2 separate regions of the Homo sapiens genome follow, and region 1 is linked to region 2. A link is a loop called in an ENCODE intact Hi-C map of the cell type or tissue named here. Cell type or tissue: endothelial cell of umbilical vein. All regions are shown on one strand. Links, peaks and the distances in the headings refer to the core of each region. The heading gives the core; the rest is flanking DNA.

Evidence for each region. Peaks named below come from ENCODE experiments on the same cell type or tissue, not always from the same donor. Only the 100,000 strongest peaks of a DNase experiment are listed, where the experiment ranks them.
Region 1: it touches region 2 in a loop (11-fold over the local background); 5 of 110 quality-filtered maps call a loop at or near these places.

Annotation. Positions count from the first base shown.
Region 1 is chr2:55,963,966-55,969,351 of GRCh38, forward strand. All of the region lies in intron 2 of MIR217HG (MIR217 host gene), which reads right to left. The region is part of intron 3 of LOC105374690 (a long non-coding RNA gene); the gene reads left to right. Among named protein-coding and RNA genes, the nearest start is that of MIR217, 16 kb to the right of the region's middle. In endothelial cell of umbilical vein, for the core only: a CTCF peak has its summit at 2,671; DNase peaks (open chromatin) are centred at 786, 1,466, 2,226 and 2,566; H3K27ac peaks cover 4,190 bases.
Region 2 is chr2:56,129,492-56,134,877 of GRCh38, forward strand. All of the region lies in intron 5 of LOC105374690 (a long non-coding RNA gene), which reads left to right. Among named protein-coding and RNA genes, the nearest start is that of LINC01813, 42 kb to the left of the region's middle. In endothelial cell of umbilical vein, for the core only: CTCF peaks have their summits at 1,138 (motif pointing right) and 2,889 (motif pointing left); DNase peaks (open chromatin) are centred at 1,150, 2,860 and 4,590; H3K27ac peaks cover 931 bases.

The sequences.
Region 1 (5,386 bases), core at 306-5,305, 170 kb before region 2:
AAAGAGGAACACATTTAACATTGAAGGCAAAAGAGTCTTTGCTCCATGGACTGTAAGGAAACTTGCATTTTCAGGTTTTTATTTAGGTGTGGAGATATGGAAAAGAGCAGGAGTTTACAATTTCTGCACATAGGGCTCAAAGGCTTATCCAGGCATTTTCTGCGTGGTTGTGTTTGAACCTGGTTGTTGATTGCTTTTCACGCAGACCTCTTTCCTACGTTCATTTTTTTCCTTCATTTAATTCAAACATTTTAACCATTGGGTGCACGTTATTGAACACGATTCTTGTGTCTTTACGGTTTAGCATCATTACCTAATTCTGGACGACAAGCTCAAATGTATGTGCAGGTCAAAAGTGAAGCCGGCCCTGTAATACGACTGTGAGTACTGGAGACTGGTGAACTGGGGACCTCAGTCCAGACAGCAGCCACCAGTCAAAGGCTTGTTGCCACATCAGTATGTGAGCTGCCTAGTGCCAGATCTTCCAACTTTTTTGAGAGCAGTCAGAAATATAGACTTGATTTTTAAAACACTGTGCAAATCAAACAGAGCTCATTGTCTGAGGACTGCTTGTTTTGTGTACTTGAGTTCCAGATACAGTTAGCACCTCTCTCACTATCTGTTTCCTAATAATGTGATAGTTAAGAGCTAGATAAACTGGGATCAAATCATAGCCGCATCACATACATTCTAACTGTGTGACTTCAGAAAGTTACCTGCTATCTCATTTATGAAGTAGAGATGATAATAGCTCTTATCTTATTGGGTTTTAGGGAAGACTTATATGAGCTGAAATACAGATGTGCTTAGAATAGTGCCTGGGATGTAGTAGGTGCTACTGAAGTGTTTAATATTGTTAGAGTCTCTTTTATATCATCTCACTAAGAGGCCACACTCCTCTTCTTGTGAGGTCTGGGAAGAGAGAAGGAAGAAGAAGGGAAACTACCCTTTATTGAGTATCTCCTGTTTGCCAGGAATTATGCCATGTGCTTTGTATAACATTTCCTCATTTAATCCTCATGTAGAGTCTTGAGTTAGATGTCATTTGCATTTTATAGTAGAGAGAACTGAGGCTCAATGAGATTCAGTGACTTGTCCAAGGCAGAAAAGGGATTTAGACTTAAGTAGATCTGATTCCAAACAGATCATTTTACTAGAAAGCTTACCACTCTTGATCCAGGGAGAGCTGTGAATTTGATGTTTGCTAGGAAATTGCCTTCTAAATGAATCCACTTGGTGTTATGAGAAAAACTTAGGACTGTAATGTTTCCTCCCCACCACCCACCCCCCAAACTGGGAAGGTATCAGGAGACCAAAATGTTTTGGACAAGTCCAGCTTGGTGAGTAGATGGGTTTATTAAGACTTACTTACAGAGCACTCCTGGGCAGCAGCAGGACAGCTCTAGAGATTCATCCCACTTCCCATCTCTCATTTAAGCTAATTATTTGGCTCTTTGCCTACTGTGCCTGTGTGATGGGACTGTTTTCCTTGGTATGTTTGTGTTCTCAGAGACACCTGCTCCTCGGCTGGGCACGACAGCCTTAGCTCACCACCTGGCCTTTAAGGTTCAGGCAGTGGACATATACCCTTAAGTAACCTGGTAGGGGACCCATCACACTACACTTGGAGCCAGATTAACTAGGGAGAGCTTTGCTCCTCATTAACCTACTGTCCCTGCTGGGCAAGCATCAGCTCCCTGAGGGGAGGGATAGGGTCCTTTTCTATCTGAAGCTCCCAACATATTCAGTGAACTCAAATGCTACAAAGATATGAAAGAGGGACTCAAAGTAGGCTCTCACAGTTTTGGAGAGTCTGGACATAGCATGCAATGATAGGTCTGGCCAGGCCAAGTATTAGCCTTTAATTCCTGCACTAAAAGCCCCTCAAATATTACAACACTTGTGCCTCCCTTTATAACAGTGTTCTTTATGGTATCAATTAATACAATCAGAGTAGATGGGAGGTGTGAAGGTGTGTGTGAAGGGAAGGAGGAAGGGAGCCAGAAAAGAAAGAAAGTGGGAAGCGTGTCTGTAGAGATAAGGAGAGCAGGGCTGTGAAAGGCAAAAGTCATTGGACAAACTTCCTGTCAGCTCCACAAAGTAATTTCAGCTTAGATGAACTTCCCAAATCAGGACAGAATCAAGAAGCACACGCAACAGTTTCCTTGGAAAGCCCTTTTCACCTCATTGGGCTCTGCTGAAAACAGCTTTTGTTTTTGGTAGGTGGAATAAAAGAGTATGAGAAGCTTACTCAGAATATCTATCTGCTGTTATAAATCACACAAAGTTTTTCCCAGTTAGGGCTTAAGTCACATCCATCTACAACTCTGAAGCAGAAAAACATGTGAGTCTTTCTGCTGGCCGGTGAAATGTTTTCAAAGGATTTTAATTCTTCTCCCATCTGAGAAGTTTGAACACACAACTTTCTAGTTTTTGCTTCATTGACTCAAATGTGTTGGGAGTCAGTGGAATTACCAGTCATGAACTAAATGATTAATAGGTCTGTTTTTAAGAATCAAGTGGAAAACAAATAGAGAAACGAGAACTACAGTTCCCACTCTGTCACTTTATCACTTTGCTCTCTGTCTCCCAGGAGACTGAGGGACAGTCAAGGCCACTGAGTCACCACCTTGCTGTTCCCTTTCAGTCTCTCCAGATGGAGTGCCAAGGCTGCAAAGGCTGCGCCGCCCCATCCCGGGGGTCAGGCAGGCTCACAGATGGACCTTTGGAAGTAATCCAGATGCAGAGCAACACTGAGCCCATCCATCCAGAGCCAAGTGTCAGTGTCTGAATCAATGTTCAGCAAGAGCTCTTTAATAAGCTTAATATCTAGAGTCCTGTACTTCCTGGCTGAAGGAGCTCTGGCAAGTTACTTACCCTCCCTGATTCTCATTTTCCTCATCTGTGAAATGGGAATAATCCCAAAAGCTACCTCACATGTGTGTGATGATTAAATGAGTTTTACCACGTGTAAAAAGGCTTTGTGCACATGTTCATTAATACTGTAAATATTAGTATAATGTTTTAGAGGTTTATTGATCACAAGAGCAGGTGACTATATTTGCACTGGAAATAACCCTTTTCAAAGTGCTTTTATTTTGCGAATGATTTTAAAAGGCACTTGGTGTGAGATCAGATACCTTCATTTACCACTCCAAAAATTAGAAATAGAAATCTCCATTTTATTATAAGCAGATTTTTATTCCTTTGTGTAAATTATCAAGATTGTATAAAGGGATATAATATGGTCTTGTTCCTTGGAGGGAGAAAATGGTGTAATTATACAGCGAAAACATGTAGATAAAGCAATGATCAATTAGATGGATTAAACATGATTAAAAACAGTCAAAGAGGGATAAAATTATTTTTTTTCTTTTTAAAAGAGGTAACTTTGTTCCATACTTACTGTTTCCGTATACTGGATTGTTTCTCATTTACACTAAATGGAACACAAAATTGTCCGGCCCAAATAAAAGTTTCACAAAGCTTGGTTTCTAGTTTGAACCAAAGGTGTTTCTTGGTTAGTATTAAGCAGCGTTATGAATTCTCAGGGATTATCCTTGGACATTTCCCTGTATCACATTTTTATAGGTAGGAGAACTGATCGGAATTACAGCAGCAAAGCAGAATTCAGAACTGGGCTCTGCAATCACAGATCTTCCCTTTGTAAAGCTGGGATGGAAGAAGTATAGTATAGCAGAAAGCCACAGGCTTTAGAACCAAACAGACCTGTATATGAATTCTGGATATACCACTTATTATCGAGTTTTGAAAGTACTAGTTATTTTAATAAATTTATAGAACAAACGAGTGGTTCTCAAAATTTATCATGGATCAGATTTACCTAGAAGGTATGTTAACACACAGATTGTGGACACCACCATAGAGTTCCTGATTAGGTAGGTCTGCTGTTTGGTCCCAAAATGTGCATTTCTAATTAGCTCCCAGGTAATGATGGGGGCCTCACTTTGATAAGCACTAGGATAAATTTTATGCAGTATGTTACGCTTAGATGGTAGGTTGTGAATAGCTGGTTAAGTATTTGGGGCTAGAGTTTCCATATCTACAACTCGGAAGAATAATGGGAAAAACTTGATTTCCCATAGAGAATAGAGATGTTGTATAGATACACCTGACACTTAGTGGGCAGTCAATAAATAGTAGATATTTTTCTCTTAGAGTCTGATACTCTTGGGTTCAAGTTCAAACTCTGCTGATTGCCAACAGAGTGAGCTGTTGTGAACTCCTTGTTCTCTTGAAACATCATTTATTTGTAAAGTGGATGCTATTAACTTAACTGTTCCTCCCTGACTCTCCCTGACAATTCATGAGTGGAAGCCCTAAAGCCTACTGTATTGGTATTTTGAAATGAGGCCTTTAGGAGATAATTGGGGTTAAATGAAGTCATGAGGATGGGGACCTCATGATGGGATTAGTGCCCTTATCAGAAGAAACACCTGAGAGCTCTGTCACTCTCCCTTTCGCCCTATCTCTCTCCGTACCACCCCCACCCCTCCACCATGTGAGGACACAGCGAGGAGGTGGTCGTTTGCAAGCCGGGAAGAGAACCCTTACCAGGAACCAAATCAGCTGGCACCTTGATCTCATACTTTCTGGCTTCCAAAACCATGAGAAATAAATTTCTGTTGTTTAAGCCACTCAGTCTATGGTATTTTTTTATGGCAATTCTAGCTGACTAATACAGTGGAGATAATTCTACCCTGTAAATTATGGATATAATGAGATGCTGTGCATACAGCACTCAGAACAGAACTGGCTACTTGTAGTGATGGTAGCTAATGAGTGTTAGTGTTGTTATTTAATAAGAACAATCGCCACTCTGTCGTTTCTTCCAATTTCTTTGCAGGATTTCTCCTCATGTAAACTTTGCTAAGTACTTTCCAAATATGATGGTCAACTATTGTGGGGCATGTGGATGAGATAAGAAGCGAGGGCTAATTTAAATCATTGCCTTTCAACTTTGTTGCTACAAATTAATTTCTGTCTCAGCATCTCATCTCAGGACCTCCCCATATTTATATAAGAACAAAATGGTATCAAACATTTTTATGTGTTCAGCCTATTCAATAGAGTAAGCCATCTTGTGTGGCTCATTTTTGTGACATTCCATTTTTCAGAGCACATTGGTCAGTTGTCTCCTGGGTGGTATCTTGCACATGTGTTTCCCATTAAAGTAGCAACTAAAGAGTGGCAACTGTGAATCTTTTCTGGCTGGTGTTCATGTTCCTTTTTCTTCTGTAATTAGCTTGGGGTGGACGTTTTTGGAGGAAGGGAGGGGGAGGCTTATTTATGAATTGAAAATTGGACTTGATACATGTGACACTGGGTTATATTGCTATGATGAAATTTTCTCCTAGTTCTCTCT
Region 2 (5,386 bases), core at 302-5,301:
AAGAGGTTCTTAGGATCACAGCAGTCTTCCTCATGGGTTTATGAAAATGTTTTGAGGAGTCCAAATATCTAGGAGGTGGTTAAGGGCAGGGATTACTCCTATTTTAATCTGCAAAAACTGAGGCTCATGGGGCTGAACAGTTAGTACCAAGTTCTAGATCTCCTAAATCTCAGGCCTGACTCCTTATAGGAGAGGCCAATGTTGCCCAGATAAATAACTGGGGAGTGGATTAGGTGTGGGGTCAAGGCTAAGGCTGAATACCTTCCTATCATTAGCACTGAAAGTCCTATGGCCTGGGAAACCCCTCAATCATAGGCAAACTGGGACAGTGGGTCACCCTACTGCAAGATCGCAGTTGGCCTATCTCAGATGTCACGTACATCTCTAGATCCTTTCTCTTCTGTAATCTTAAGTGTGTTTGGAAGCTGGCTCTTAACCATGTGTTACCAATTAAACTCCTAAAAGTTCAGATTTGAGATTTCTGTGTGATTCTGGGTTATATTTTTCTGACAGGTCTAACAATCCTCTTGGGTGCTTTATCTCCTGAAAAAAATAACAAACATGTCTGGGCCGCTGAAGTCACCCTGATTCCTCTCTATGGGCCCAACAGGCTCATTTGATTCACAAACTTGTGTAGATGAATCTGAGAGATGAATATCTGTTGTTCTCTCTGGCTTGGAGCATATGAGATGCCATATGACAATCTTTTCTTCTAAAGAATGGGGATAATAATTATCAACCTCATAGAGTTGTTTTAAGTATTAAGGTAATATAAGAAAGGTGCTTAGAATAGGGACAAGCACATAGTAAATATTCAATAAGTATTAGGAAAAAGAAAAACTTAAATAGTACTATAGAAATATAGGCTATTGACTGAATTGTCATTGTCATTGTATTCGGCAAATTCTCATGATAGAGGATTTTCAGTCTGTGGAGAAAACATATTAGAGGTTAAGATTAAAGTCTTTCAGAGTAAGTGAGGACTTCCCCAGGGAAACCCAACCTGGGAGTCAGATGGCATAGGTCCCCCACAATTAAAACATGCATTCTTATATATTCTTACGTGCTTGGGAAGCCACTAAGCTGTGCCTGTAAACTAGCCAAACTTCAGAGCTCTAGCTTTGTGTGGTGGCCTGTGGGTGAGGATTCTACCACCAGAGGGAGTTGAAGACCCAATTCAAACTGGATTAAGCAACTAGGAAATTAAATTGCTCATGTACCTGGAAGTCTAGAAGATCATGCAACTGATCTTCAGGGTTAATAGTGGCTTTAGAGTATAATGCCAAACTCATTGAAGTTCTCTACCATTCAAGATGTCAGCTGTGAGAAATGAGGGGATCAGAACCAAGTGTTAATCCTTTCTCCCAGCAGAGATCAGAGAGCTAGGAAAGGTGGGGATAGGGGCTGCGGAGGCCCGTCTCTTATCTGGAGAAGCCAGGGTACCCAAACTCAGAAGCGTATGGAATCTAGCGTCAGTGGGGAAGGAAGGTCACCATAGTAAGCAGGGCTTGAGGTAGATTTCAAGAGTGGGGGTATAAAGGTCATGGAACTCAACATGTGAGGAGATGAGAGCAGTCATGGACAGGTTAATTAGATTTGAGATGGGGACTACTGTTTGGGCTGGGTGCTGCATGTTTGTTCATTCCCTCAGTGCACTGTAGATGGAGGGTGTGCCGGTAATATTTAAAGAACAAGGGTGGATTCACCTGAGAAACAGTTCAGGGCAGGGCTTTCCTTCCAGTAGGGGAATAAGAATGCATTCACGTAGAGATTGGAGGGTGATTCTTTCTTGCTCCAAGGATCTCAGGTGGGTACTTCTTTCCCAGGAATGCTGCACCTGGGCTAAGGGCAGCAAGCCCAATCCTGGACCCTGTATAAGTAGGACTGGAGTTCCTAACTCACTGCCAGGCTTGAAGCAGGGGCTAGTTCTTCATGAGAGACTGGCAAGATATTTGCTCACCTTCTTACTTTTCTCAGAAGGTAAATTAAAATTTGTTAGGGCTCATAATTCCCAATGCTAGGGTCCTTTCCCATCTCAGTTACTGGTTTCTTTGCTTACCAGTGTACCAGAATTAATTTACCTGTAACACGGGGCATGTTCTACTCATCGTGGCAAAGGAAGCCAGCAGAGACAGAACACGTGGGCTGAAACTATGGTTATAAGTCACTGAGTTGTATTCTGTCCAAAATACTTAAAAGTAGATGGCCAAACTTCATTAAGTATAGAATGTTTGAAAATAGCCTTTCCAAGAAGGGAAAAATTTTCTTGAATGTAAGGATTATCAAGGAATTGGATGCTACAGAGGAGGAATTGTCAGAAAGGAGGCATCGAGACAGGTTTTGTCATATAAGCCAGAAATTGATCCTGGGAGTTTTTTCCAGAAAATGGTTTTCTAAATGTTTTTAAAAATAGCAATGTAAATGAATCAACTTGATCATCCATAATCTCAAACATTTGTCATTTTGAGGGGTAGCACTCAGGCTAACACATGGTAGTCTGACATGTTTGTATAAAAACATTCTAATTACTTTCTTATACCTTATTTTAGAACCTAATTTAAATTTAAATTTTCTAAACTTTATATTAGGCATGCATCAAAAATATGCATCAATTTTTCTAAAATTTAAACTAGAAAAATGTTTAAATTTAATTTAGATTTTTCTAAATTTTAATTTAAATTTTAAATTAGAGGTTTAAATTTTAAAAAAATAGATGCATATGTTAGGTGCCCAGTGTAAATTTTTGCTTATTTATCTGTTTTTGATGAACAAATACTCCCACATTCTCTTCAGTCTGCATTGATTTTCTGGGCTGGTTGCACTGAATTTGTAGTCAGAAAGTAATTGAAAGTTGTAATGGGGTGCCATCTACTGGGGAAATAGAACATAGATTAAAAAACAGAATTGATAGGCGTTCCCACTGCAAAAAAGAATGTGATGAAGATGATGTAAAAGAAAACATGAAAAAAGATGGGAAGTTTACATTTTGCATAAGACTAGAAAAATTTTATTTGAACTCAAATATGCTTCTTTGATATACTACTTTGTTTTAACACTAGCACAGACACTAGATATCAAAAGAAACCCTCTGTTTATACTTAAAATCCGAAAACTTTCAAATGGCTGAGATCTTTGAGACCAACCAGTTCAACACCCTCATGTTACAGATGAGAAACGGGCTCAGAGAGGAGAAGGGATTCATCAACTCTCTCCAGTTAGGTAATGCGGACATTTATATCCTCTCCTCACCAAGATGGTCCTCACTTAGATGAAGTAGCCATTTGGCAAAACATAATGATATAAAGGTCACCAAGAAGTTATCCAGGGCCAAACAGAACACCTCTCTGGCTGACTTGACAGATTGTTAGAAAGCCTCATAATTAGCGTTGCTCCTTTGCATGGGAAGTGATGTTTATTCATTTGTACTGTAAGTTCCCACAGACGCCTTCAGGACAATAGGATTTTCTCTGATTATTTGCTGTTTACCTGCTTATTTAGAAAGTAACCAGCAGAACTGCTGCTTTAGATCTAATTCTTTTTTTTTTTTTTGAGATGGAGTCTCCCACTGTTGCCCAGGCTGGAGTGCAGTGGCGCGATCTCGGCTCACTGCAACCTCCGCCTCCCAGATTCAAGCGATTCTCCAGCCTCAGCCTCCCAAGTAGCTGGGACTATAGGTGCATGTCACCACACCTAGCTAATTTTTTGTATTTTTTAGTAGAGACGGGGTTTCACCTTGTTAGCCAGGGTGATCTCGATCTCCTGACCTCGTGATCCGCCTGCCTCGGCCTCCAAAAGTGCTGGGATTACAGGCGTGAGCCACCAGGCCTGGCTTAGATCTAATTCTAACCAAGAGAGGGTGATGAGTGGGAAGAACATTATGAGAATTGATCATGGCTTCCCAAGGCAGTAATATCAGGGAAGAAAGATGGGACTGGTGAGGCATAGACCTGGGTTCTAGCATTCAGAGCAAAGTGGGCACTTAGAGGGAAGAGTGTGCGTGAAGGATGGGGAGCTCTCAAAACCACAGTGCTCTGACTCCACAACTGCAAATACACCCAATAAGGAGTGATACGGTTTGGATCTGTGTCCCTGCCAAACCTCAGGTTGAAATGTAATCCCAGTGTTGGAGGTGGGACCTGGTGGGAGGAGTTTGAATCATGGGGGTGTATCCCTCATGAATTGCTTAGTGCCATCCCCTTGGTGATGAGTGAGTTCGTATGAGATCCAGTTGTTTAAAAGTGTGAGCCTGGGTGACAGAGGGATACTGTCTCAATAAATAAATAATAAAATAAATAAAAAGTGTGTGGCACCTTCCACTCTCTCTCTCTTGCCCCTGCTCTCACCATGTGATATGTCGGCTCCTCCTTTGCCTTCTACCATAAGTGTAAGGTCCCTGAGGCCTCCTCAGAAGCCAAGCATCTGCCATGCTTCCTGTACAGTCTGCAGAATTGTGAGCCAATGAAACCTCTTTTCTTTATAAATTACCCAGTCTCCTGTGTTCCTTTATAGCAAAGCAAGAACGGCCTAACACAAGCAGTAATTAAATGGGTGCTTAGGGAAGCCAGGGCGGCTACACATGTTTTTCTCTGTTGAACTCTGATTTCCAGCGAATACTTAGAAAAGAAACAGGAAGGAGTGCTTGGCCAGTGATAAGAGGAAGGCTTATGAGAACAGTATTATATAGCCTCTCATTTCCATGAGCTTGTAAGAAATGCTCGGGGCAACAAAACTCAGAAAATTATTTTTAGAGTAATCCCCACAAGAGGGGGTAGGGAACGGGCCTGCTTCTTTGGAGAGATTCTTGCATGCTGACCAATAATATAAATGCGCTCCTTTACTTCTGTTCATCTTCATTTTTTGCAACAAAGAATGATTTTCGAATTGAAAGCATAGAACAAATGTTAATAAAAGGGAATGGAAGTTCAGACTGAAAAAAAGCCATGTCAGCTAGTAACAGCTACACATTAGAATGCTTCCTACATTCAATATTTTACATATATTATCTCATTTAATCTATACAGTAACTATGGTTTTAGGCACTATCTTATTTAGGTATTAGGAACCTCAGAGAGAGAGAGATGAAAGTATTTGTTTACGTTCCCTGTAATAAGGGGAAAGGAAGGCGGCACACAATTTATCCTCAGGCCATCTGATCTGGAGCTTGAGAGCAGAGCTGCTCAATTACTGGGCCTCCAGAGTTCCTTTGGGAGGTCAGTCCTCCTGGTGCAGATACAGAACACCCCAGCCTATGAGAGAACTTGCACTGTGAGCCATGGCAAGGGGCTGCAAATCCAGGAATGGGAAAATGTGTTTCTCTTTTGAAACTTTTCCTAAAAGAGAGAGCGAGAGCGAGACAGAATAAGGCATATTCTGCACATTGCAAGTT